Regions from separate parts of the Mus musculus genome. Here regions 1, 2, 3 and 4 are each linked to region 5. The links are chromatin loops, found by intact Hi-C in ENCODE. Cell type or tissue: left cerebral cortex. All regions are shown on one strand.

Region 1 (5,000 bases), 1.5 Mb after region 5:
TAAGGCCAGTGACCTTTACAGCTGCTTGAATTTACAGCTAAGTGGTCCTGAGGAAGCTCCAGCATACAGAAGGATGGCACAACCCACTGGCTCTTGGTCTGTGAGACTTGAAGAGAGATGTGTAACTTCCAACCTGTCCTCTCTCTCCATTCTGGACTTGCTGGTCTCTGGGGAGCTCACCTTCTCCGACCACATGGTGTCTGCTCGGTGCTCATCCCAACATGGATGGAATCACTCCACTCCAGGTCTTGTTTTCTCCAGGGTGATGGGCTCGGTTTCTTCAATGGCTTCTCTAGTGAGCTGATTGTGAATCTCCCAGTCCTGCTTGGAGTTTGTTTCCAGCACATCGTGCCATTTAATAGATGGCTCTGGAGGTGGGAGATAGCAATAAAGACTGGAAGCAAGCAGACAGAGAAGGAGCAAGGCAAAGGCTTCAATACGAGCTGTTATTAAATAAATCCCGAAGGAGTTCCCTAGAACATCCTAAGAGTGGGTGACCAGAGCTGCCCAGAGCTCAGCTCTCACTCTGAGCTCTTCCTTCACTCATTTCTCTTTGTGGTGGTTAAAGCACAGGGGGTCCCCTGCATGGGCAGCTATGAAGCCTCCCCTGCCTCCTACAGTCAGTTTTCTGACAGGCCGTTGCTTTTACCCCCAGCTACCCCACGCCTCACTCATTCACTTTGACACTGGGTGTTTAAGGATCACACGAAGTATCTGCCCCTTTCCCATTTCCCTTAGCCACAGTTCTGAGTGACCTGCCTCCTTCAAGTCATCAGTAAAACCAAGCACTTGTCTTAGCCACAATTCTGACTGACCTGCCTCCATCAAGCCCTCAGTAAAACCAAGCACTTGGCCGAGTTTGAGTCTCAGCCCAGAAAAAAAAAAAAAAAAAACAACCAGCAAAGCCATTTCAATGCTTGCTCATGTGCCTACTTAGATAACGTTCCCTTCTGTCTACACTGGCTATGTGCACCGAGACCCAATACCCCAGGGCCTACCAGACAGACCCATCTTTCCGTTTTCTGACTGGCCAACTCCAAAAGTCCACCCTTTTTCCCCAAGCTCTGCATGCCTAGGGAGCTAAGCCAATATCCCCAATATCTGGTGTAAAGACACCAGACCTTTATTTATTTATTTATTTTGGTCTGATGGGGGCATATTTGTAGACAGGAGATTTTGGAGTTTAGAAAGATGTACCAAATACTTGCTGGACATTCAGTAGATGCTCACGCAGTGAAGAAAAAGAAATCTCCTCACCAGACAAATGTGAAGGTCACAGCTACAGCTACGTGGGCCTCCAAGGTCCACCCTTCCTATTAGGCCACTCCTGAAATCTCTCTGCAGAGGAACTGGCTGCATTCCTAAATATATCCAGAGGGTAAATCCAGGAGGAAAATCTGAACTCCTCCATCATTCGTTCATTTAGTGAAGCACACACTGTGCGCCAGACCTTCAGTAGGCACACACGGTTCAGAACCTGATAACAGAATAAGACCCCATTCACTCTGCTGCTGAGGGCAGCTCCAGAAACAGTTGTCTGTATGTCTATCCTCCCTAGCTGCCCCAAATGGGGTGAGGTCAAGTTTGTTCTGAGCTTGCAAGGGAAAGAATCTTTACTCCTCCTTGGAAGGTTACAGGCAAACGTCTGCTACCCAGTTGTTCTACTCTGCACCTGATTTCCAGTTCCTTAAGGGGGACCAGACTCTAAGAGCTGCAAAGCTTGGAGACAAGAAACAGCAGCATGCTCGTAGCACCTCCAGTGTCCTGAATCAGCTACGGAGTCCCTACTGTCAGAGCTTCTTCATGTCTGGCAGAGTCTTTCCTGTAAGACAGAACAGCAGTTAGCTCCTCCAAGGCCCCAGCTGGGCCTGGGCTAGCATCTAGCACCACCTACCGGCCACAAAAAGAAGAGCAGAGGCCAAGCTACCACCTTTCCCTAGGACTCCTTAGGGCCTTTTGTCAGGCCTGGCTGTTGCCTGCTCCTTAGCTCCGGGATCTTCCTTTTTCCACCTACAGACAGAAGGCAAACTCCAAAAGGGACAAGAAATCTCCCAGTAGGAATAAGAAATCACATAACTAACAACAACAGTGAGATCCAAGCCAGAACCTGTGTCTGAGAGAGCATAGGAGAGAGCAAGAAGATAGCCGAGGAGGGGGAGGGAGCAGACAGTAAGCAAGGACCAGCGGTTGATGGTCACAACCAGTTGCAGTGGAGAGATGAGGATGCTGGAGGCTTATGTAGAATCTTACTAAAGAAGTACTCAAGGTCCCAGGAAGCAGTCACATGTCGCCACTACAGGCCAACAACTGAGACCACCCTCGCCACCCTCATTCTAGACCAGCTCCCAGCCCTGTACCCAGGTGCTTCTGGGAAGTTGCCTGCATTCCTCTGGTCTCAGAGAGCCCGGCCTTTGCCCAGAGATCACAGCTGGCGTCAGGCAATGCCTTTCTTGGTGCTTCTCTTGGTTCTGTCTGCTCCTAGTTGAAGATGCCAATGAAAACAGATTGGAAAGAGACCAAGAGAGGAGGAACGAGGCGGGAGGGGGGTGAGGGTTTCAACATGAGGTGATATTAAATTAATCTCCTGCCAGTTCTCCATATGTCAGACTAAACTTTGATTAAGCATCCTTCGGTTTTGAGTCACTGGCTAAGGAATGTCTACTCAGTGACAGTTTCCTGGGCACTAGCAGAAGCTGACAATCCTGCTGGTCCATACTCCTTTTCTTCCTCCAAAGGCATTCCAAAAGGTACCCATCTGGCCTGCTAACCCAGAAGGAGAAGGCAGTGCTTTTGATAAAAGTTTGGACATTGAGATCAAAACAGATCAGCTGCTGGCTTGGAACAAGTCACTTAGCTTTTCTGAGCCTTGGGCTCAGAAACCAGGGCTGATTTCACCTCCTAGGACCAGTGGAGAATATACGCTTATGTGACTTAGCACAGTACCTGGAAGATGAGCTCAATAAACAGTGGCTAGAAAACAAGAGAAGAGAACCTTAGCTGTGGCTCCTTGCTTGGAATTCTAAGGCAGGGCTCTGCAGCCTCCCTACCCCACCCCCCTCCTGCCAGCTCTCAGCCTCCTGTGGGCAAAGGAAGAAAGGCGGGGGTGGGGGCCTGTTCTCACCCTGGGAAGATTGCTCTAGGGGTGGGTGATGACTGTGTGCCTCACCCACCCACTGGGGAAGGCGCTCCAGCTAGTGAATGGAAAAAGCCAGCACCCCTCTTGACTGCATTCATTATTCAAAACTTCTCACAGCCTGATGCCTGCCCTGGAGGGTGTTAAGGACCAGCTAAGCACCAAGCAGTTTCCTCTGCCTGAGATGCAGGTAGCAGAGCCAGGGAGGTTGGGCCATGAGGAGAGACTGGGGCTTTCCAGAGGCCTGGGCCTGGATCAGTGCATCTCTGAGCTTTCACTCTGCCTATCTGTAACTCCCACCCAGGGCTCGGCTCCTTCCGCAGACCTCGCCCCTCTAGCTTATTCCCTCCCAGGTGTCTCAGTGGCCGGCGCTGCTTTGAAGCTAAGTTTAAGTCTACCACGACTGGCTTCAACATAAATATAAATACAAGCACCAGAGTACAAGCCGGGTTTCAAGAACTCAGTAGGTGCAGTGGCTGACAACTACCATATTGGACTGAGCATATGGAAAGTCTTTTGTCAGCAACAGCGCTGCTGCCCTGGGCCCCGCTGCAGAGAACTGACCACATCAAGGAGAGAGACATGAGGCGCAGAGGGGAGGGAGGGGCATATAAAAGCCCAAGAAGGCTTCAAAATTTGTAAGAACTTGAAAATGAATAAGGAGAAAGTTTTCGGTGCCACCACGCCCCCCACCCCAGGTTCCAGAAGACCCAGGGTGTTCTGTGAGAGAGCAAGTGATTGTCGCAGGTCCTCACTGATGGGAGTGCACAGAAAGGACCATAGAGCTCTCAGAAGTGGGTATTTTTGAAAGCCAGTCTGGGGGAGGCGTTGGAGTTGAAGCATAAGCTGGACTCCACAGTGAGGATGAGCACCGAACCGAACCCCCAGTGTTTTTTTTTCAAGGACCATGATTGCTCGCCCACGGGCACCCCCCTCCCCCCGCGCGCACACAGTATCTGTGTCACTCAGGATGTGGGAAAGTGGTTTGGCTTCGGCTGTGTGGGGTAGGGGCAGCTGGGAGGAGAGCAGCGTCTGCACCAGGGAAGGAGCCTGAATAATTTGATGGCTCCTCCGAGGAGAAGCATACATCAGAGTAGTGAACAGATGGCCCAGCAAAAGGGGTTAAGTAAAGAGATCGCTGTGAGAAGTCTTGTCACTCTCATCAGAGCAGAGATCCATGAGAAGCAGACTTTCAGTAAGTCCGAAATAGCAAATGCCACGCAGGAACGAGAGCCACCTTCCCTTTTCCCCAGCCCCCCCCAACCCCCCAACTGATGCACAGGCTCCCAGTCTTCTCTGGGACTGACAGACTTTCTGCAGCCTCTTTCCAGGGGAGGTTTGTGACTCTGCCTGCTGGATCAGGGAAACAGCAGTAATCCTGAACACAGAGGGGATGTCTGATGGGGTGCACTTACAGTCTACCCATGGACTCATGTTTCTGAGACCCAGGGACCCTCATCCATGTGCTCCAGTAGGTCTTAAACTCATGACTTTGCTCTTATCCTGCACTTCCTCCCATGTCCTGTCTTTAAGGGGACCTAACAGGCACCATTCCCTATGCCAGCCAGGTTGGGGTATGCAGCTACTTGACTAGATATGTGCAGAAGGCTACAATAAAACAAATGAAGGTCTGGAAACTTTGGTGCCGGCAGGCACGCATTCTTCCTCCTTTCCTCCTGTCTGTCTACAGTGGCTCTCTCTTATCCACCTTTCCTCTGCTTCTCCTTTTACATCCTTTCCTAGACTTCTTTGTGTTTCTTCGCAGGTCCCAGGATCCTCAGGACAACCAAGTCCGTTCCTAAGCTGTAGGTCCAAACTGCACTTCACAAGGCTACCCATTACTCACCTCTTGCTTCTTGGCTTCCAG
Region 2 (5,000 bases), 1.4 Mb after region 5:
CGCCGCCACCGGGTGGGAGCCGCGGGGAGCGCCTAGTGGCGCGGTCTGCCGGGCATGGTGGCCGGCTCGGCGCTCGCCGGCTTGCGGGGTCCAGAAGCTCTGGAAACGAGGCGCGCTCTCCGACTCCGAGACTTTGCAGGGTTGTAACAACAGACGGTGGGAAGGCAAAAATAATAATAAAAAAAGAAAAAAAGATGGTGCTAAAGTCACCAAGTCCCACCTCCTAGGCAGAATTAAAACGGACACACCTGCAAAACACACTCGCACACACTCACATACACACGCGCGGAGCTGGAGGAAGGAGGAGAAGGAAGATGCAGTCAGAGCTGCAGCAGTCGCGGCGAATGGCTCGCTACGCGCCTGCAGAAATGTACAAGTGCTCCGAGCCTTACGAAACGCACGGGTTATCGGAGCGTCTTCCTCGGTTCCCTCCCTCCCTCCTCCCCTCCCTCCTCGCGGCCTCCTCCCCCCCCCCCGCCCCCCGCCCGGGCTGGGAGAGGCAGGAGAGCGGAATCTCCCCCTCCCTCCCCTCCCCACACCCCTCTCTCTCCCCGCCCGTCCTCTCCCTCCTGCTTCCCCACCCACCCACCCACTCGCCGGCTCTCGGCTCTCGCCGGTACCGCCACCCGCAGCCGCGCCGCTGCCCGCCCGCTCCACGCCCGCGCCCGCTCGCTGCAGCCGAGGGGAAAACGAGACGGAAAGGAAAAGTTGCAGTTGGGATTCCGAGGGTCGGCGTTGGGGAGGGAGAGTTGGCAAGCTGACTGAGCAACACGAAAGGCGTTCTCCCTTCCACTTTTTGGCCCTCGTGCTGCCCGGTTTTGCTGCAATCTCCTCCGCAGGAGGAAGCGAAATGAGCGTGGCCCAGGTGACCCGGGATGCTCCCCAGCCTGAGTGAGGGTCTCGGGCTCACGGACAGTGACGGGAATCAGGAGCGCACAGGAACCCGAGCGAGGCAGCCAGGGACGCCGGCCGCAGACGTGCAGACCTAGATCTGAATGACACTCATTTGGGTAATCAAGAGTCCCGGGAGCTGGGCTCAGCTTGGGAGGGGACTGCGTGGCATGGCACACTGAGTGCCCCTGAGCCTATTGCTCCTTCTTGGCGGTGCGTTATGGGTTCCGCCTTGGACAAACAGGGACCAGAGAAGGAGAGAAAGAGGGAAGGAGCGCCTGCAGGACTGCGCTGGAGAACCGAGGTGGCCCAGGGCGAGCGATTCATGCGAAAGAAGCGGCCAGGAAATTGAGATGCGAAGGGCATTTTTTGGCAAGCACCACGCCAGCACCGTCGGAGGCCAGCTTCTTGGGCTCAGCCCTCGGGTGCGCCGAGCTGGCAGCCTGGTGAGGGGGTGGGCGGACTGCTCTCTCCGGATGATTTGGGGGGCACAGAACCTCCTCTTTCCCTCCCCCACAAACACCCCTTCCTGGTAGGGGCTCAAAACAGGTGCAGCCTTCGAGGCAAGTTTAGACCTGATGGGGAGAGAAGTATAGCCCCCGCTTTTTGCCTTGATAGGATTGTTTTAAAAATAAAATGCAAATGTAAATATGCCAAATGCGAGCTATTTCCTGAGAAAGCCTGAGATTTTGCTGTGGGAAAGGAGAAGAAAGGGTTAGGGGAATCCGAGCAGGCAGACACACTACAGCATTCACACGCAGAAGAAAGCAGCGCTCTCCTCCCCGAGCTTGGGTGAGGGCAGGCAAGGAAGCAAAATACATTGAATTCAACAGCATCCAGGATCTGAAAGGATTCTCCCCCGCCCCCCTGTGGATTCCAATGCAGGTCATGCAACTTGCAGGCAAGATGGGGGGAAGGGGTATTGCGGTGCCACCAGCCTGCCCCTAGTGCCACCGACAGACAGACCCGATGGCTTGCAGTAACACTTTTTGCTGGGAGTAAACTTGGGTGAAAGGAGGAAAAGAAAAGAGCATGCCTATAAAAGGCATTTTCCCCGACTTCTCATTACACTCTGCCTTCCTTTTGCCCCAGTGAGACTTTTACACCCTGTCGCCATGATGGCCTTGTCCCCAGAATGGCATTTTGCCCTCCCGCCAGCAGGAGGGGACAGAGTGGAGACAGCCTTAGACTCTCAAACCAGAACCTACTGGCTTCAGGCCAGTCCCTGATGTCCTTGTCCATTGGGAATCTCCCTGACACTTCAAGTGCCATCCTGAGTGACTTTAGGGTTCTCTGAGAGGCAGGGAGAGTAAGGTGTAGCCAGGACACTGGAACTTGGCCTCTCTTGAGAGATAGCAGAGGAGAAATAGGAAGCATTTCCCAGACTACCCCAGGGAGACAGAATAGCTGACTGCCTGAGGGGATTTAGTAGAGCTCCAACAAGGAGAAAGCATAGTTGTGTCTTAAAGGGTGCCCCGCCCATTTTTAAGGACAAGGACGATTTTTATTACTGCCTGCAAAGAAAGGATGCTATCCATAAGTCGGGTTTCAAAGCAAAACTTTGGAAACCTCTTCAGAGAGTGAAAATTCAGGCTGTGAAGCAAGGGACTCTGATTGGACAAAAGGTCTTTCATTCTTGACCGTGGATAGGATGAAGGTAAGGTGCTAGGAGCTCTGAGCCCACTTAGAAAGTAAAGCTTAAAAATGAAGAAGGCTCTTTTTTTTTAATGCAAGTGGAAAGAGCAGAGTTCTACTTATGACCATGAACAAATAGACTTACACTCTGGGCCTCAGCTTTCAAATCCATGAAATGACCACATGGAACCAGGTCTTTGCTCTCCTTTAACTGATGACATCCACAGTCCCTGCCAGCTTGTAATAGATAATACAACTCCTTGGACCTCATCAGAGACTTCCCAAACCAAACATTTTAAGAAGTTCCCCTAGGTGATTGACAGGCATGGGGTGGGGGCAGCTTCAGAGCCCCTACAGCTCGAATCATCTCTGGTTCTCCACAAGCCTTGGATGAAGGGACTCATTAGAAAGGAACAGGGATTCCATGTAGGTTCCCAGAAGCATCCAGTTAGAATAAATGAGTGTCTTGGGTGCCTGCAAAAACAGAACTTTGGGGCTGGCAAGATGGCTGTCATCAATAAAGTATTGATCACACAAGCATGAAGACTCGGCACCCATGTTTTTAAAAAATGGATTTATTTAGCAGTGTGCACTGCTGGGGGTAGAGACAAGAAGATCTCTGGTGTTAGGTATTAGCTGGCCAGCAAGATTCGGTGAGAGACCCTGTCTCAAAAAATAGGGCAAGGAAAACACCAGACATCAACTTCTGGACTCCACATACACCCACATACATGTGCATAAACATGAACACACACACAGAAAGAGAGAGAGAGAGGAGATCTTTAAACTTCCACTATCAGTGAAACGCCTACAGGCCACAGAAAAGCAGTCAAAGTAAGCCAGAAATGGGTAAGGGGCTAGGACAGAGTCCCTGGGACAGACACTCTCCTCTCAGTCAACAGGTACCCAGGGCATTCAAACCATGCTGTCATCTTGCTGAGAATGTCCTGGTTGACAGGGAAGAAGGACTTGTCATATCATCCTGAATTCCCAGTATGTGGCCTCTGTGTCCTGGACATATGACTCATCTCAGCATCCAGACAATCAGGATAATCTGTCCCCATCTTCTCAGCTGCCAGATGGAGTTTCCTAAATGAGGAAGCTGGAGAGTGCACACCAACCCTCCAACCCCCTGCTGACCAAGAAGGGACAAGAAGGAACAACGTTTGTTTGTTTGTTTCCCTGTACAAAATGTAAAACTTAGAAAGCTTTCCCAGCAAGGCAGATGCAAGGGCTTAAAGAAGATGCCAAGGGCTTCCAAAGGTTCCAAGGAAATCTCCAACCGTATAGGTCAGACAGGGCTGCCTAACAGGGCACGGAGCTCCTTCTGCTCCCCATTTATCTACAGAAATCAAGCACATGTCTCTTTCTTAAAGAAATCCGCTCCAGACTATGAATGCCCATAACTTCTGAGGAAGGATTCAAAGCAGCTCAAAGTCCCTGTACCTAGGAAGGGAGTAGAAATTCAGGAAGCAAAAAAAACATAGTGTGCTGACCCCACAACCAGTGCTTTCTAAGACTCCCCCGTTATCCCACACACACACAATGATCACCCTTTTCACCTTGCCACATCCCCATTTCCAATGGCTCCACACTTCTGAGCCAGTGGCCATATTTCTGGGATGGAGGCCAGACCCTAAATATTGCCTTACTCCTACACCTTACTCCACCCACTATGCCTTACTCCTACAATATCAGTCTGAACCGAGAAGCTATGCTGCACAGCTTTCTAGCCTGAGCCGATTTAGGACCCAGTTTCTCAGTGGGAGCTGAGAAAGGAGCAATGGTCCCGAATGGCAGTTCTGAGGAACACCTGAGGGGACGGTGGGAGGCCTGGGCTCCCAAGAACTTGTTGTTCCGAAGAGCTGTGCTGGAAGAGACAGACCTCGTCATGTGCTAGAAGAAGAGGTGCCCATGCAAGAGACTGAGAACATGCAATGCTATTCATAAAGTCGGAGGCCAAGGAGAGAACTTCAGCCAAATCTGGATGCCGAAAATGAATCTGTGAAGGTGGACAAGTTGAGCATCAAAGTAAGCCCCACAAAGCAGGAAAATTTAAGCACAGGACACCCCAGTTCAGGACCCCAACTCAAGTTCTAAGATGTTAGACAAACACCTACTGGGGGGTTGAAGCTACCTGTTGATGGGGAGGGGGGTGTCCTTATCTCTTACTCCTGTCAGTTGAAGAAGATTCCTTGATGGTTTTCTTGGTCCTTCCACTGACATCTGGGTGAGGCTGCACCCTGTTTTAGCTACCCTGAAAGCCAGACCCACAGCCCGTGTTGGGTGAAACAGACCACCTCCCTCACCCAGAGCCACCCCACTTGGTAACAGGAATTTTCTCAGCAGAATACTCCTGTTCCCAGACCTCCCCTGCTTGAACATCCTCAGGGACAGGAAATTCAGTGTTACCCAAAGCCTCCCACCTTGTTCCAAGCCACCATGCTCCTCCAATAGTCTTCAATCTGAAATGA
Region 3 (5,000 bases), 1.6 Mb after region 5:
ACCAACTCTTTACAGCTACTAGCATGCCCCTCTTCTCAGCTCTGCAGTGAGTGGGACCTCAAAGCTAACCCTGACGGGAGTATTTACACCAAGGAAATCAGCATGAGGTACCATATCAAGGACACCTACCACCCATCCACCACCTCCAAATGCTTACCTACCAGCACGCCACGGGTGTGAGGGATCCACTACAACCTCACTCATAGACAGAATGAATGGGGCCCTGGCAACAGGTAGAAGATTCTTCTTTAAATGCAGACACTTAAGGGCTACAGGTGTGGCTCAGTGCTAAAGTGTTTGCATAGCATCGTGAGTCTATGAGTTCAACCCCCCAGCACTACAAAATGAATGAATGAATGAATGAATGAATGAATGAACGATTTTTTTAAAAAAGCACATCTGGGCCGGCAAGATGGCTGAGCAGGTAAAGGTGCTTGCTTCCAAGCTTGACAGCCTCTGTTCAGTCTCAGGAACCCACGTAGTCTAAGTTGCCCTCTTATTTCCACACACGCACTGCTGCATCTGTACGCGTAGATAAATAAACAATTTTTAATTTAAATAAACACACTCATTCCACGTAACAACCACAGAAGGTAAGGATGACTTGCTAAGGGTCATACGGTGACAGTGAATTCGTACTAGGTGGGCTAGAGCCAAAATCCATGTGCTTTGCCCCTGTACATCACCCTGTTCCGCTTCCTCCCCTTTAGACAGCTTCAGGAGATTGCACTCTGCCACAAGTGCATAATTCAAAGTCCTGGCTGCAGAGAACCTGCATCCCCTGGTTTGGAGGCAGAGAAGGGCTGGGATTCCATTGCTCGGGATTCTTTAGAAAGATGGAAGATGCAAGCATCTCATCTGGAGAAAAATTCCCCTCCCAGCACTCCAACCCTAGAAATGTGCCTAATGATGCTTTCTAAACTGCAAAGTCGGGTTTTCATTACAAACACAGGTTGACGGCCCATATGCAGCATTATTGGTAATGAATGGTTTTCCACATCTCTGCCCTGCTATAGCTGCCCTGCCCACCTCTCTGATACTGAAGGCACAAACTGTACTGGCCCTTCCAAGACCCTTGGAAAATGCTGCCCTGGCCTGAGGAATAAGGAACATGGCCATCCCTGTCCCCAGCCCTGTGTGGGGACCTGGGGGGAGGGGCGCTTCTGGGAGGTCCTGGCTAAGTGGCATCAAGGACCAGATGGCTGAGGAGATTACTACGATTTCGTTTCCATATAATCCATAAACTTGGATGAGTTAATGTTTCTTCAAATGCATTATCTTGTAATCCCAGGGAAAGCTGTGCAGAGCCAAGAGCCTGGTTCTCTGGCCTCTACATGCCTGGCATGCTGGGTAATCCCTGCTTTGCCCAACAGGTCTTAACAAAGGCCAAGGAGCTTGGCCAGCAGGGGAGGAGATGCTGGCGGCAGGGCAAGGCTGGCACCTAGGAGGCTGGCATTTGAGGGCAATTGGGCAGGCCCGTAGGCTCCCAAACAATGCTGGGAATCCCACACTACAACCAAGCAGAGCCCACAGGACATCTGAGCAAAAGCCCAGGTGGGGATGAAGATTTCCTACTCTCTTGCTTTTGGCTCCATCCTTGGCAAAATGACTAACTCTGGGCCTTATTGTCTCAAAATATAACAAGGGATAGAAGCAGGTGACTCAAAGAGTCCACTTCGATTCACTCTCTGCTACATGTGAAGCCAAGGTCAGCACTGTTTCCCTGTCATATGCCAGGAGCTGTGACGAATAGATTCCACCGAACCCACTCCATGCTCGGGTAAAAACTAGCTGCTTCCAGGATCCTGGGTGTGCTGCTTGAACCTGGCATCATGGCACATGAGGACTGGTCTTAAGATGGAGCTCTGCCACTGACTAGCTAGCAAGCCACCTCCCTCCAGCTCTTCCCTCATCTGTCAGCTAGAGTTGCTTCTTCAACTGGTATCTCACGAGTGTCAGAGAAACTCAGAACACAGGGTGAACCTACCAACCTGTGAATATGTAACATCGAGTCCAGTACGCGGCCGGCAACCTGCCTGCAAGCTGGTGTCCTTGCCCTTTCCCCCAGTTCTTTCTACCTCTCCTGAGCTGCCTCACCCTTTTAGTGATCTCAGCTTAATCCTGTCAGCTCCTTCTGATGCATTAAGCTAATGCATTAACGATTTGGTTGGTGACTTCTTCCTTGCAATACAGTTGCGTGTTTGCAGTGGCCATCGTGCCTTGACTCGTTGTTGTGGACAGATGGCCACCTGGCGGTAATAACACGCTAGAAAGCCTAAGAGCCAGTGGGGCTTTCTGACCCACAGCCCAGCTTTTGGCCAAGCGTACCTAGGAGGGATATACGTTTGTGTGTGGCGCCTCCCTGTGGATACGATGTGTACTGCACAGACTCACCCAATCCCTGACGCACATGAACCAGCAGCTGCCCCAACCAGGACGTGAATCCAACATTCTTACACTGCCAATGCAGAAAACGAGGCCCACATGCTGGCATAGAACTTGTTCAAGATTATACAGTTCCCTTGGCATTTTGAAAACAGTAATAAATGACTGGCAACAATCTCTCATAATTTTGAGAACAAGAAAGCCAGAATCAAAGTGTGGTTTGCCCAAGGGTGTGTCCATGAAATGTGAATTTAGTTTCGGTGGTCAGTTCTCACACCATAAATCTTTAGGGAGATAGAGATGGCTCCCATTCTTTCCTGAGGAGCCAGGTAGTGATGACCCACGTGGCTTCTGAAATCATATCTAGCTAAATGATGCAAAAATCTGGTCCTATAAAATGCCCCTTTAAGTTTCTGCAAGGACACTGTCCATCAAATGGACTCTATCCAAGAAGATGGAGTCTGTCGTGAGGCTGGGCACTGTTCTCTGTATCCACCTAGAGAAGGCAGAGATGCTTCCTGAAGCTTTAGCTCAGTAAAGCCCTGGAGAAGCAGAGGAGAAGGTGCCACTGAACTCAGCAAAATACTGAATGGTATGAACTAGGATTTAGTTCAACAGAGATTCAACCACACCTAGAGAGCTACGGGCAAGGGATGAGACTGCTCTCCTGTGAGTGTTGCTCCTGAGGATTATCTGAAAAGGAATCAAAACTGACACATGTCAGAGACTTCTGCGTGCTGGTGTTGATCACCAACGATTCACAAAAGCCAAAATGGTTCACCCACAGATGAACACAGAGAGTGTAGTATGTATACACAATGGAGTGCTACCTAGCCACAAAGAACAAACTCATGTCATTTATGGGAAAATGGACATTAAGTAAAATAAGCTGGATTCAAAAAATACTATCACAGGTGCTCTCTCATATGTATACTGTAGAGAAAAAAAATAATTGAAGATGCCCCCAAAATTGAAGAGATGACTATGGAAGAAGAAGATGAGGAGGTGGTTACTCCCAAATACATTACATGCGTGTTTAAGTGACACCGTGAAATCCATTATCGTCGTGGCGTTGGCTCAACATCAGTCAGGATGCAGTTAGGAAAATGTAGCCCACGCCATGTCGTTCAAAAGAGACTTTTCAACATGGAGAATGAGTTCCCATGGTGTTGAGAGAGCTGGAAACCAAACAGGGTATGGAGAGGCAATTTGGAGAGGAGCAAGAGTAAAGCCATCACCCTGAGGGCTGGGGACAGCAGAAGAAAACAATGCTACCAGGAGCAAGCCATGCTGCAGGAATGTGAATCAAAGAGGGCTGCCGGCTGTGGACCACAGAGATGCTGAGCAGGCGATGTATGCACGCAGTGGGAAGGAATATTTAGCCTTAGCTTCCCTTCCCTTTAACCTCCTGCCAGTACCTCTCCCTCACTGGCCAAATCCAGTTAGAATCCAGTCAGTAAGAAAGCATGAGATGTGTATTTAAAGGGGTTATCACACACATTCCCCCCAAACACACACACACACACACACACACACACACACACACACACACACAGAGGATCTGAGAGCAAGAGGCAAAGGACCTGAGATGATGCGTGAGGTGAATATTCATGAGTGTATGTGTGATGTGAATGTTCAAGAAGGTGCACGTGTATTATCAAATCAGTTTCAAGGTATGCAGGAATCGATGTATGCAGGCGAATGTGGTAGGTACAGTTGTATCAGAGGTACCGATGTATCGGATCGATCTCAGAGGTTTGTATCGTGTGTGGTAGGAGAAGCATCGTGGGTTTTGGGTGTGATGTGAACATTCAAGGGTATGTGGATGCGTGGCTAGAATATTGATAGCTTTTGATGTGCACGCTTGTGTGTGCTGTGAATGTCCAAGGAGCTGAATGTGATGTGAATGATCAAAGGCATATGACGTGATGTTCCAGAGAGAGAGAGAGAGAGAGAGAGAGAGAGAGAGAGAGAGAGAGAGAGAGAGAGCATTCACAAGAGAGATTTTAGAGAAGAGAGAGACAGGACAGCAGATGTGTACAGAAGTGTTCTCTGTGTAGCATGTGATAGGGAAATGCAGTCATGGGTCATCTTTGACAGACATGCATGCTAAGCTGGTTTTGCCCCCTTATGCACTCAAGATGTCTAAAGAGGATAGTGGCCTAAGCTTTTCATGGGCACTATGCCTCAAGATCCATATCAAAAGCTTGTGTCATCCCACGTCAAGATGCATATCAAAGCCTGTGCCTTCCGGTCTCAAGATCCGGATCACAGGCACGCCTTCCATTTCTGGATTGTCGATCATTTCAGATATAGCCAAGTTGACAACTGGGAATATCCATCACAGGCTCCATCAGATAAAGCATGATTAGTCCCGTCATCTGAGGACACACTGGCCAGGTTGGACTTAGGTGACACCTAAGATCCATCTCCACAGTTGACTTTGACAAGTTATGCATTGCCACTTAGATCCACTCAACATGGAAGATCCAGAAATGCCTGCCTTTGCCTCCAGATAACTGGCCTAAAACTGTTTGGGACAGTTAAGAACCAAAGACACAAAGATGGATTTCCCATCTGCTGCTCTTACACCCCACAGAACTCTGTCCCGGCCT
Region 4 (5,000 bases), 310 kb after region 5:
GGTGGAAGAAATTTATGTCAGCATATAGAATGCCTATGGGGAATTAGGAAAGTCCAACAGAGTACCTTGTGGAGAAAGAGGTTGCCAGAAGCAAACTGACTTAGTCAGAATTCAATCATTAAAGTATTTATCTATTCAGGAAATATTACATTTTGACAAACATTAGGGATAGCAATAGGAATTGAATAATAAGAACCCAATCCAATTCCCACTGAGGCAACTCATTACAGTGAGGTTTTGCTTTGTAACAAAACTAAGTTCCGGGGAAGAAAAAACCCTCTATTTTCTGAGCAAATAAATACTAATATTTTATTGCTCAGCATTCACTTGAAATGATAAAAAGCAGATTTTTATTTAAAAGTTTTATTATTTTTATTTATTGTGTCTGTGTGGGTGTGTGTGGGTGGATGCATGTGCCATGTTTTTTTCTGGGATAAGGAGTGTCTGGGGACAATTTGTAGGAATGAGTTGTTCCCTTCAATAATCTAGCTTCAAATGATTGAACTCAGGCCAACAGGCTTGACAGAACACACTTTAAACATCAAATATCATCTTATTTTCCCATAGACCAACTTTTAAAAATGTATTTATTTGCTTTACATCCTGTTCACAGCTTCCCTCTGCCCTATACCCCCAGTCCCTCCCTGTCATCCCACCTCTGCCAACACCCTTTCTTCTCAGAGAAAGGGAGCCCTTCCATGGATATCAAGCTTCCATGGCATATCAAGTTGCTATAGGACTAGGGACACTTCTCCTATTGAGCTTAGACAAGGCAGCCTAGTTAGGGAAAAGGGGTCCAAAGGCATGCAATGGAGTCAGATACATCCTCTCCTGTTTGCTCAGTTGTTAAGGGTCCCACATGAAGACCAAGCTGCACATCTGTTACATACATGTAGGAAGCCTACTTCCATCATACGCACACTCTTGAGTTGTTGGATCAGTCTCTGTGAGCTTCTGTGGGCTCAGGTTCATTGTTTCTTGTAAGTTTTCTTATAGAGTTCTTTACTCCTCTGGGTCTGTCAATCCTCCCTTCCCGTCTTCCACAAGATTCTCCAATCTCAGTCTAATGTTTAGCTGTGGTGTCTCTGTATCTGTTTGCATCTGAAGTTATGTGAAGCCTCTCAGAGTACAGTTATGCTAGGTTCCTGTCTGCAAGTATAAGAGAATATCATTAATAGTGTCAGGCGTGGGCTCCATCTCAAGGCATGAGTCTCATTGTTCAGTCATTGCTTGGCAATTTGCTTAATTTCTGCTCCATCTTTTGCTATGCACATCTTGTATACAGAATAAATTTTTCATCAAAGATTTTGAAGTTGAGTTGGTATCTTCATTCCTTCATTGGAAGTCTTGCCTGGTTACAGGAGATGGCTATTTCACATTCCATATTCCCAGTTCTAGGAGCCTCAGGCCAATCTTATGAATAGACTTTATTATAAGAATGAAGAAAAAAAAATATATATATATATACTGTCTTGTTTTGTTTTGGCATTTTCCCTGGTGGTCTTGAGCCTTTGTAATATTATATGTTTACATGGTGGGTGAGAATATTGCTCTTGCTGTCCTGCAATGGTTATACTTCATGCATATCCTTAAAATCCCTAATACTCACATCTCCTAAACAAATGTATTTGGAGTGTACTATAGGAAATGCAGTGGGGGTAGAAAATAATCTAGAACTTTATTAGAAGTTTAATATTGAATAGTATATATATATATATATATATATATATATATATATATATATATATATATTTGAAATTTTTAATTCTTAGATAGTTGTGACTCTGTGAATCTAACTATACCAGTATCTCTTAGAGAATTGCACCATCTGACATAAGAAAAAAAATCAAATGTTCTAAGAAGCAGACATTTTGCAGAAACTCATAAAGGACAAGCCCTCTACTATATACCATATATATCCCCTTATTCAATCACAACTAATCTAATCTGCAGTTTATGTGCCTCATATTTGAAAATTAAGACAGATCAAGAAGTACTCAGTTACCCAGGAAACATCTCAATTGGTAAGTATGAACGCTGCCAGGATCCATGAGAATCCAAAAGAAATGTATGGAGATGCTTTATTATAATTCCAGCAATCTCTGTGATTGGCTAGCCAAACAGCATAGCCTACATGGCTAGCTAAAAGCAAAGAGAAACTCTGTCCCAAAGAGAAGTGTGGAGGCGGTGAGATTGCTCAGCAGGTAAAAATCACTTGACTTAAACCTTATAGTCTGAGATTGCTCCATGAGATCCACATAATGGAAGAAGCTGACTCATATACATACACATTGTCCTCTGACCACCACAAATGATCTTTTATAGTGCCTGCATGCGAGCACCAATGTGCACAGACAAATAAATATAATGAAACACTCAAAACCAAGACACATAACTCAAGAATCATACCCAAGGCTGACCTCTGGTGTCCACATGCATGTGTGCATAGATCTCTCTGTACATGCACCAACAGGAATATATACCCACACCACCCCCGCTGCAAATTCATAAAATTCTTTAAATTGCTGGTAGACAATTATAATTTGTAGTCAAATCTAGTTTTCTTAAGCATCTATAAACTTCAGCTTTCCATAAAGAGCTCTGAATGGCTGTCTATTTGGTGATACTTTGCAACAACAGGATGGGACTCTGTCCATCCAATACATACTTAAATACCACTTTGTCTTGATTCTCACTATCTGGAGAAAAGGGATCTTGCTAATTATTATTAGATGGCTCTTTTCTGAGCATTGAATCACACTAATGTCCTACCTTTGTGCTGTTCATTATTATAACCATGCTATTGTACAATTCTTTTATTTGTCTTAATACTTAAAAATCTAGCTACTAGCCCTCTATGAAGAGTGGAGGAAACCCTGAGTGAATGTTTATTGTTGATATGAGAACAGCCATGCCAGAAACTAAATGTCTCAGATCCAAGGAAATGGCAAAGCCTTCCCTGATGTGGCTCAAAAACAGGACAAAGCCTTCTTCTGCTCCAAGTACCAGGATTGCCCAGTGTATAGAGAAACTAGCCACTAGAGCTTCCTCCTCTCAGATCGCTGTAGCATGAAACTGGTCTTCTAGAGACCACATACAGAGATTAGCCAAATCTGCCTCCTTGTTCAGTCATATTTAATAAATAGCTCTCATTGTTCAGCCATGTCAAATGAATCCTCTCCTTCAATTCACAGATACAAAATAAATTTTCTGAGCTTCTGGTGTTGATGGTATGTCTCTACAGAGCACACTACCCACCCTATCCTAGCTTATCTGTATGTGTGTCTGTAGTTTCTTCATTTGTTGTCACCACAGTCCAGTCAGTGCTTAAGCCAAGAAGATCATGCCATACCAAGGCACAGACAGAATTACTACTAAGTGCCTATTCAAGGTTAAAATCTGGTGCCTACCAGTTTTTAGCCTTGTGATCTTGAGTAACTTTCCTTTTGTTTGTTTCATTTTATTCCTCTTAAAATGAACAATATTAGCACTCAGATAATAGGGTTGCCATGGAGATTATCTAAAACATGGTAAATAAACAGTGCCTTGAGTGAGATAAGCATTCAAGAACTGTTAGCTTCTACAATAGTACATCAGTGGAAAGCCAAATCTATCTTCTGCACACCGAAACATCTAAGTCAATAGTGTGAACATAAGCCATTATTGTTAAATTCTGTACAGATAGTACTGATCTTGAAGGCAACACACTCCTACATTACTTTTTCTGTTGTTAAAAGGAAATGTCAGTCAACTGCCAAGGTTATTAAAGACCCCATAAAACCAAGTCTTTCTCTTTGTTAAAATCATAAGGATTAAAGGTGACTAAAAGGAAAGCAATTTCTGTGTATGATTTGATGACATTTAATTTCTTAACTTAGGCACCAGCTAAAAGCTAAATACTTAAGGCTGCATGTGAACAACACATCCAGAAATTCACATCGTAGAGTGCCAGTGTCCACATGCAAGTAGGCTGTCTTAGCCCAGGCTGGTATAACAAAATTAACCTAAGTGCCAGTAACAAATACATATTCCTCATAGTTCTGAAGACTAAAAGTCTAGCATCATGGCACCAGCATGACTGGGTTCCAGTAAGTCTCCTTCTCCTTCTCATGCTACCTCTCTTTTATTTAGCCTTGATGTGCCTTCACATAGACTCAAGCAAGCCAGCTAGCTCTCTGATGTCTGCTTGTATAAGAGCACTAACCTCACTGATGATCCATCCACATCATTACCGCCCAATGGTCCACCTCTTAACATCATTGCATTTGTAGTTGGTATTTTAGCACATGGGTTTTGAAGTTCCATAGACTATAGTAGCTCCATGTCTACTTTATTCCAACTTCCATTCCTGAGATGATGCAGTCATTGTTACAGATCTATCCCAAGAGATCTGGGAAAGTTGCTGAATAAATATGTTACAGCATAAATTCTGCAAGGTAGTGATAAGGTTCTAGGCATGTATGTTATTCTATATTTGTCCTAATCTACATCTGAGGAGGCCCTTACTAAAGGTAGAAATAACACCGATATTGGGGAAGAGGAAATTCTGTATGACAGCAAATACCCTTCTGAAGGATCACAGTTGCAAGAAAATTACTCTGCTCTAGAGCAACTCATCTCACTGAAGTACACATGCAAGTGGAACCCACAAACTAATATAAGGTATAATTGACAGGAATGCAAACACTCCCTGTCAGCAAATGGCTCGTCTGAGAGAGATCGCTGGAGGAAGTCCTGGCTGGAGTTGGAAAGAAGGCAGGCTAAGACTGCCATCATATCTGGAATTATCAATAACTAGCATTCTTAGGAATCCAAGGAGGATTGCTGACAAGGATGTAAATAAATCTTAGTAACTGGCTATAGGGAAAGGGGTATTAGATCCCCTCTCTTTCCTTTTAATTCACTCATTAAACACACACACACATGCACGCGCACACGCGCACGCGCACACTCGAAAGAAATAAATAACAGAGACAGACAGAGACACAAAAAGAGAGGTA
Region 5 (5,000 bases):
TAGAGTGATGGATTTGCTTTGCCCTGCTGATACCTCTCACCCAGAGCCCACCAAAGGCTCCAGCCTTGGAAAGACACACAGCCAGTAGCTGATACTCAGCATGAGAGCTTTTTGGGCAACAATAATTCACCAGGCCTGGAGCCTGCTGTTGTCTGCCTAACAGATGTCCCCTTTTGTTTGTGTTACAGTTGGGGTTTTTTGATGTCCAATGCATTCTTGATAGCAAAATGTTGTTCAGGAAAATTGTGCACTGTAAAGGGAAATTTTGTAAAGTGTATTTCAGTACCTAACTCTACCCTGCTTTATGGAACTGTTATATTTACTTGACACAATGAATATGGCATTAAATGTGAATTCCCTATATCACAGGGGAAAGAGCAAGGGGAGGGAGGGAGGAGAGAGGGAGGAAGACAGAGATAGATAGAGACAGGCAGATGCAAAGAAACAGAGATGGAGACAGAGAAGGGAGAGAGAAAGGAGGAAGGAGACAGACAGAAACAGATAGAGACAGAGGCAGAGAGAGACAGACAGAGAGAGACAGGCAGAGAAACAGAGAGGCAGACAGAGACAGAAAAACAGAGAAACAGACAGAGATGGAGAGAGGGAGAAAGGGAGAAAGGGAGAAAGAGAGGAAGAGAGGAAGAGGGAGAGAGGGAGAGGGAAAGGGGAGAGGGAAAGGTGATGATTTGGAGTAACACACAGATTTGGAGATAGACACTTGGATGAAAAACAAGCTTCCTTGATGATCAGTCCTTAATATAAGGCAATTTACAAATGTATGTATCTTTTGGGCCTCCTTGGTCACAGAGCAAAATGAATTCTGCTCTTGGAAGAGAGCACACACTGAATGTAGTGACCACACTCAAGTCTCAGGACCAATGACTGAGGGAAATCTACAATTCTAGATCATGAGAAACTTTTAATAATCCCTAGGGTTATTGATGGGTTAAAATGACTTTCATGGTGGCAGATAAGTATGAAGACTATCCCTGACCCGGTGATAAACTCAATGCTTCTTTGGAAGAATCTGGCTGAGGGATTGGTTGTGATCCTGGTCTCTTGGCGTAAGGTAAGACTCAGCAGTGAGTTCATTTCTGGGTCAGTATGGAATGCACAAGCAGAACCTATCAATCCTGTGTCTAACTTCCATGGCATGGAGGCTAAAGGCACACGCTTTCTGGGTTAGAGCACCAAGACCAACTCTGAACTCCAGATTTAGGAGACTGATATTACAGAATTTCAGCAGAGGAGGAACCTTCTCTTGGTCTCAGACCCTGCTCTTGGTCACTTCCAACTTGTGGGAATATAGGCAAAGGCAGCCTCTACTTTCAAACAAAAGTCTCTCCTTACAGGGGAAATTTTAGTAAAGGTGGGAGTTGGAGTTTGTCCAAGAGGAGTCAAGAGATTCCCACTTTGGGTCTTTCCACATCACCAGGAATGGTGGACACTGGTGGGAACACAACAATGATTGAATATGGCTGCTCCCTATCTACAGCCGACCTGGACCCTGGTGAGCATTACCATGTCTCATCCTAGCAGCCCTCTTTTGATGGTCAGGTGAGGATGTCAGGGCACAAAGCAGGTAAGGTCCTGTGTAATGTTATTCAGGGAGTGAAAAAATGGGTTTATACAGACATCCTGAGTCGTGCTTCTCCTCAAAGATCCTTAAAACCCACCAAAGCCTAAGAGCATCTCCTTGTTTTCAGGATGGTGTGTTCTACACAATGATTATTCAAGACCTGATCCAAATATGAACTACGGATTCCACGTATCTTTGTAAACCATCTCAAGTTCAAACTCACCAAGTTCAAAGTCTAGCTACTCATTATCTCTCCTCACTTAATTCTTTACGTCCATTTCTTAAACAATAATGATCCTACAAATGGGAACCTCTATCTTCCTGCCATGGCCCATATTCAGAGCAGATGCTTAAGAGATGGACCAGGATGTGTGGTCAAGGCTGTGCTCAGCTTTCCTGTGACTATGCCCACTATGTACTCTCCTTGTGACATCTATAACTATTTCCTCCCTTCCGTCATCTCCCTTGACTTAATTTCCTTCCTAGCTCGAGTATCTGCATAAGCAGGTGGTATTTAGAATGGGAAGTACCTTCTATTTCCATCAGTGGCCCCATTTTATCCTATGCAAGGGGAATCTAGCACTGGAACCCCTCCTGACCCAGTCAGTTTGCAAGTTTCTGGTTTTTCTCTCTGAGCAAAACCCCAAGCCCCATATGCTTCAATGTCCTTTCCTCCAGGAAGTCTCCTATAGTTTCTAAATTCCCATATTGTCCTGACGAAATCTGCATGGTGCTGCTGTGAGCTCTTACATCCTCCCATCAGACTGTAATTTCTGAAAAAAAAAATAGATTATTTGTTACCAGTGGTGAACATGTGTTGGGCTTACTTTAAATATGTATTGAATGATGGAGACCGTAATTTCCATTGCAAAAACCTCCTGAAAACTGACCTCTTCCTGGTTGCTGCAGTAACCTATTAAACACAGATAGACACGCTGTACAAAAGTAGGACACACATGTGTCTGGTACTTACAGCAGTAAAGAAGCATCCAGAAAAAAATAAAATAATAAAAAAAAAGCATCCTCTTTCCTAATCTCTAATTTCCAGAAGCAGCCTTGTTTCTTTTTCTCTCCATGGCCTGTAGAGGTCAGAAAAGGGCCTTGCTTTCCAATCACTGGCTGTCCTCTGTCCCCATTAGAATTCGCCTGGGTATGTATAATTAAGCCAGCTGAGGCTCAGCACATAGAAACGGAAACGCATTGACTTTAATAAAACAGAGTGTAAAACAAGTTGAGATTGACTCTAGCCTTGTTTACTCTCGCATACTTGTAATAGTGGTCGGTATATTCCCAGTCAAAGAGACCATCGTCCTGGGAACTGAAGCATGTCCTTTCATTGCGACTGCAGCCTGTCCTAACAGGCAAGACACACTAGCTCAGTGCTCCTGGCTCACTGGAAACAAAAATTAGAAAGAAAAAAAAAAGTAAGTTCTGTTTCTTAAGGGAAAAGAGGCAATGACAAAGAGAAAGTGGGCACCATGAAACGCAGTCCCACGGATGTTCTTACCATTTTGTTTGATTTATTTTTTTCATGGTCACAAGGAAATTGGGAATCCAGAAAAAACAATGATAGCCAGACTCAAAATGGGGCAGGCATTTCGGCGAAACTAAGTAAGTAGCGTTGTTCAACGGGGAGTTTTGAAAGCCAAGATGTCATGATATTGGCATGCTACTTCATGGATGGACTTTCGTTTCTCTAGGTCTCAGTTTCCCCATTGAAAACCGAGGACCTAGATCAGATGAAAGCAAACATCACTAACATTTCTACCATTCACAAGCATGGCATTGGATGCCCTGCAGAGACCGCTACTCAGAGACTGCAGACTGGCTGGGCCAGTGAAGAGGCAGCATGAGGCAACTCACACTGCTTCTCTGTCTGGAGAGGATGGAGTCCAGAGCTGGACAATGATCCTTTCAGAGCTGAGAGTGATGCCCTTGACACCTTGCCAATACCCAGCAGAATAAGAGCTTCCGAAATTGGGGCTAAAAATAAATAATGAAACCAAGTGACAACATAAACAGAAAGAAAGAACAGAGCGCGGACTTGAGTCAGCAAACTTGTGAACAGGATAGAGAAGAATCAAATTCATTTTCATCTCTGTTGATTGGCTGGTTAGGTGGCTGGACTCTTAGAATTCAAATCATAGTTAGTGATGTGTTTGATGCCACCCTGGGGGAAGGAGGAAGAGGGCTGAGCAGAGGCGTGGCCGCTCGCTCCCTCTCTCTCTGGTCCATTTCCTTTCTGTGGCATAGTTGGCCCCTTCCTTCTAGCTGTCTTTTTGTTGGTTGTTCAAAGAAAGAGCTCTTACACAGTCCTTCCCCTGTCTCTGGCCGCATCCTGGACCCAGGCCAGCTGCCCTCCTCGACCTCGTCTCTCAGCATTTGGGGCCCAGCTTCCTCTTTGCCTTTCTGAAGCACACACCGCATTTTAATCCAAAACGACTTTCAGATCTGACTGTTTGGGGCAGGACGTGTGCAAGAGGTTTCAGGAAAGGGAGCTCATAGCTGTTGGGTCTGTTTCATACTCAAACCAGTCTGCACTTTCATGTGGTATGCGAAGAAGCAGCAGACATTTAACAACCACAGGGGAAACTGGACCAATTCTCTCTATAAGCCCTATTAAGTTCATCCAGGTCTCAGTTTCCAAAGCTGTAGATTCAGACCTGGAGGAGACTCTCCTTCCCCATTCCATTGTATACATTTAGGTATATGCAAATGTGAGCATGACTAGGCCAAAGAAACCTTCTGTGAATCAGACAATAATGTACATTAAATATTTGGAGGTGTACACTAGCAGAAAGGAAAGGAAGAAAGTCTCCCAGTGTGGCTGGGGAATCAAGAGCCTCTGAAACATCCTATGTAACATGAAAATACAATGTCTAATATTTACTTCTAGATTGTGTCTTATTTGGGGTGGGTAATCTCACATCGTCTCATGTCTAGCCTTTGAACTCTCCAATTAGTTTCCTTGAGCTCCAAACAGCTAAGCTCTAAAGATATCTGAAGTAGATAAAATATGAGATTGTTTAATTTGGATGAAAACAGGTGAGACCTTCAAGGAATCCTAAGCAGGTAGAGGAAGTTTGAATACTTTGTTTCTAAAACATTAGAGATCAACTTTATAATACTTTAGAAATGATAAGACATTGGCAGAAATCCTTATCATCAATCCATTTGTGGGTTAGATCTTATCAACTCCCAGAGACTTTTGGGATCAAGTCACTCTGGTTATCCCATATTAAGATGATACACCAACAGTGGCACTACCCACCAATGCATGTTGAGTGGTTGCTAAAGAGACCAACTTAGTATCTATAGTATGTATACTTACTGTCTCCATTTCCCCCCAGAGACCAATAATATTGTAAAGAATGTTGTTTAGGGACAAAGATGCCTGTTTTCCCATGTTATTTCCCAACCC

Evidence for each region. Peaks named below come from ENCODE experiments on the same cell type or tissue, not always from the same donor. Only the 100,000 strongest peaks of a DNase experiment are listed, where the experiment ranks them.
Region 1: it touches region 5 in a loop (2.7-fold over the local background); 5 of 42 quality-filtered maps call a loop at or near these places.
Region 2: it touches region 5 in a loop (5-fold over the local background); 5 of 42 quality-filtered maps call a loop at or near these places.
Region 3: it touches region 5 in a loop (3-fold over the local background); 3 of 42 quality-filtered maps call a loop at or near these places.
Region 4: it touches region 5 in a loop (4-fold over the local background); 3 of 42 quality-filtered maps call a loop at or near these places.

The regions. Positions count from the first base shown.
Region 1 is chr7:78,594,219-78,599,218 of GRCm38, forward strand. E430016F16Rik (RIKEN cDNA E430016F16 gene) reads right to left here. Exons shown (of 11, transcript NR_015542.2): 9 at 181-368. Among named protein-coding and RNA genes, the nearest start is that of Ntrk3, 19 kb to the left of the region's middle. In left cerebral cortex, a CTCF peak has its summit at 1,890 (motif pointing left); DNase peaks (open chromatin) are centred at 1,882, 2,535, 2,749, 3,147 and 3 more places; H3K27ac peaks cover 2,543 bases.
Region 2 is chr7:78,577,976-78,582,975 of GRCm38, forward strand. E430016F16Rik (RIKEN cDNA E430016F16 gene) reads right to left here. Exons shown (of 11, transcript NR_015542.2): 11 at 3,091-4,783. It also overlaps a transcript of Ntrk3 not described here. Among named protein-coding and RNA genes, the nearest start is that of Ntrk3, 2.6 kb to the left of the region's middle. In left cerebral cortex, CTCF peaks have their summits at 42 (motif pointing left) and 2,047; DNase peaks (open chromatin) are centred at 73, 284, 742, 1,353 and 5 more places; H3K4me3 peaks cover 2,057 bases; H3K27ac peaks cover 2,134 bases.
Region 3 is chr7:78,764,149-78,769,148 of GRCm38, forward strand. No RefSeq gene overlaps it. Among named protein-coding and RNA genes, the nearest start is that of Mrpl46, 16 kb to the right of the region's middle. In left cerebral cortex, a CTCF peak has its summit at 2,349 (motif pointing left); a DNase peak (open chromatin) is centred at 2,347; H3K4me3 peaks cover 237 bases.
Region 4 is chr7:77,439,398-77,444,397 of GRCm38, forward strand. No RefSeq gene overlaps it. Among named protein-coding and RNA genes, the nearest start is that of Gm30774, 1.1 Mb to the left of the region's middle. In left cerebral cortex, a CTCF peak has its summit at 2,427 (motif pointing left); a DNase peak (open chromatin) is centred at 2,410.
Region 5 is chr7:77,129,356-77,134,355 of GRCm38, forward strand. No RefSeq gene overlaps it. Among named protein-coding and RNA genes, the nearest start is that of Gm30774, 760 kb to the left of the region's middle. In left cerebral cortex, a CTCF peak has its summit at 2,664 (motif pointing right); DNase peaks (open chromatin) are centred at 2,795, 3,477 and 3,885; H3K4me3 peaks cover 860 bases; H3K27ac peaks cover 970 bases.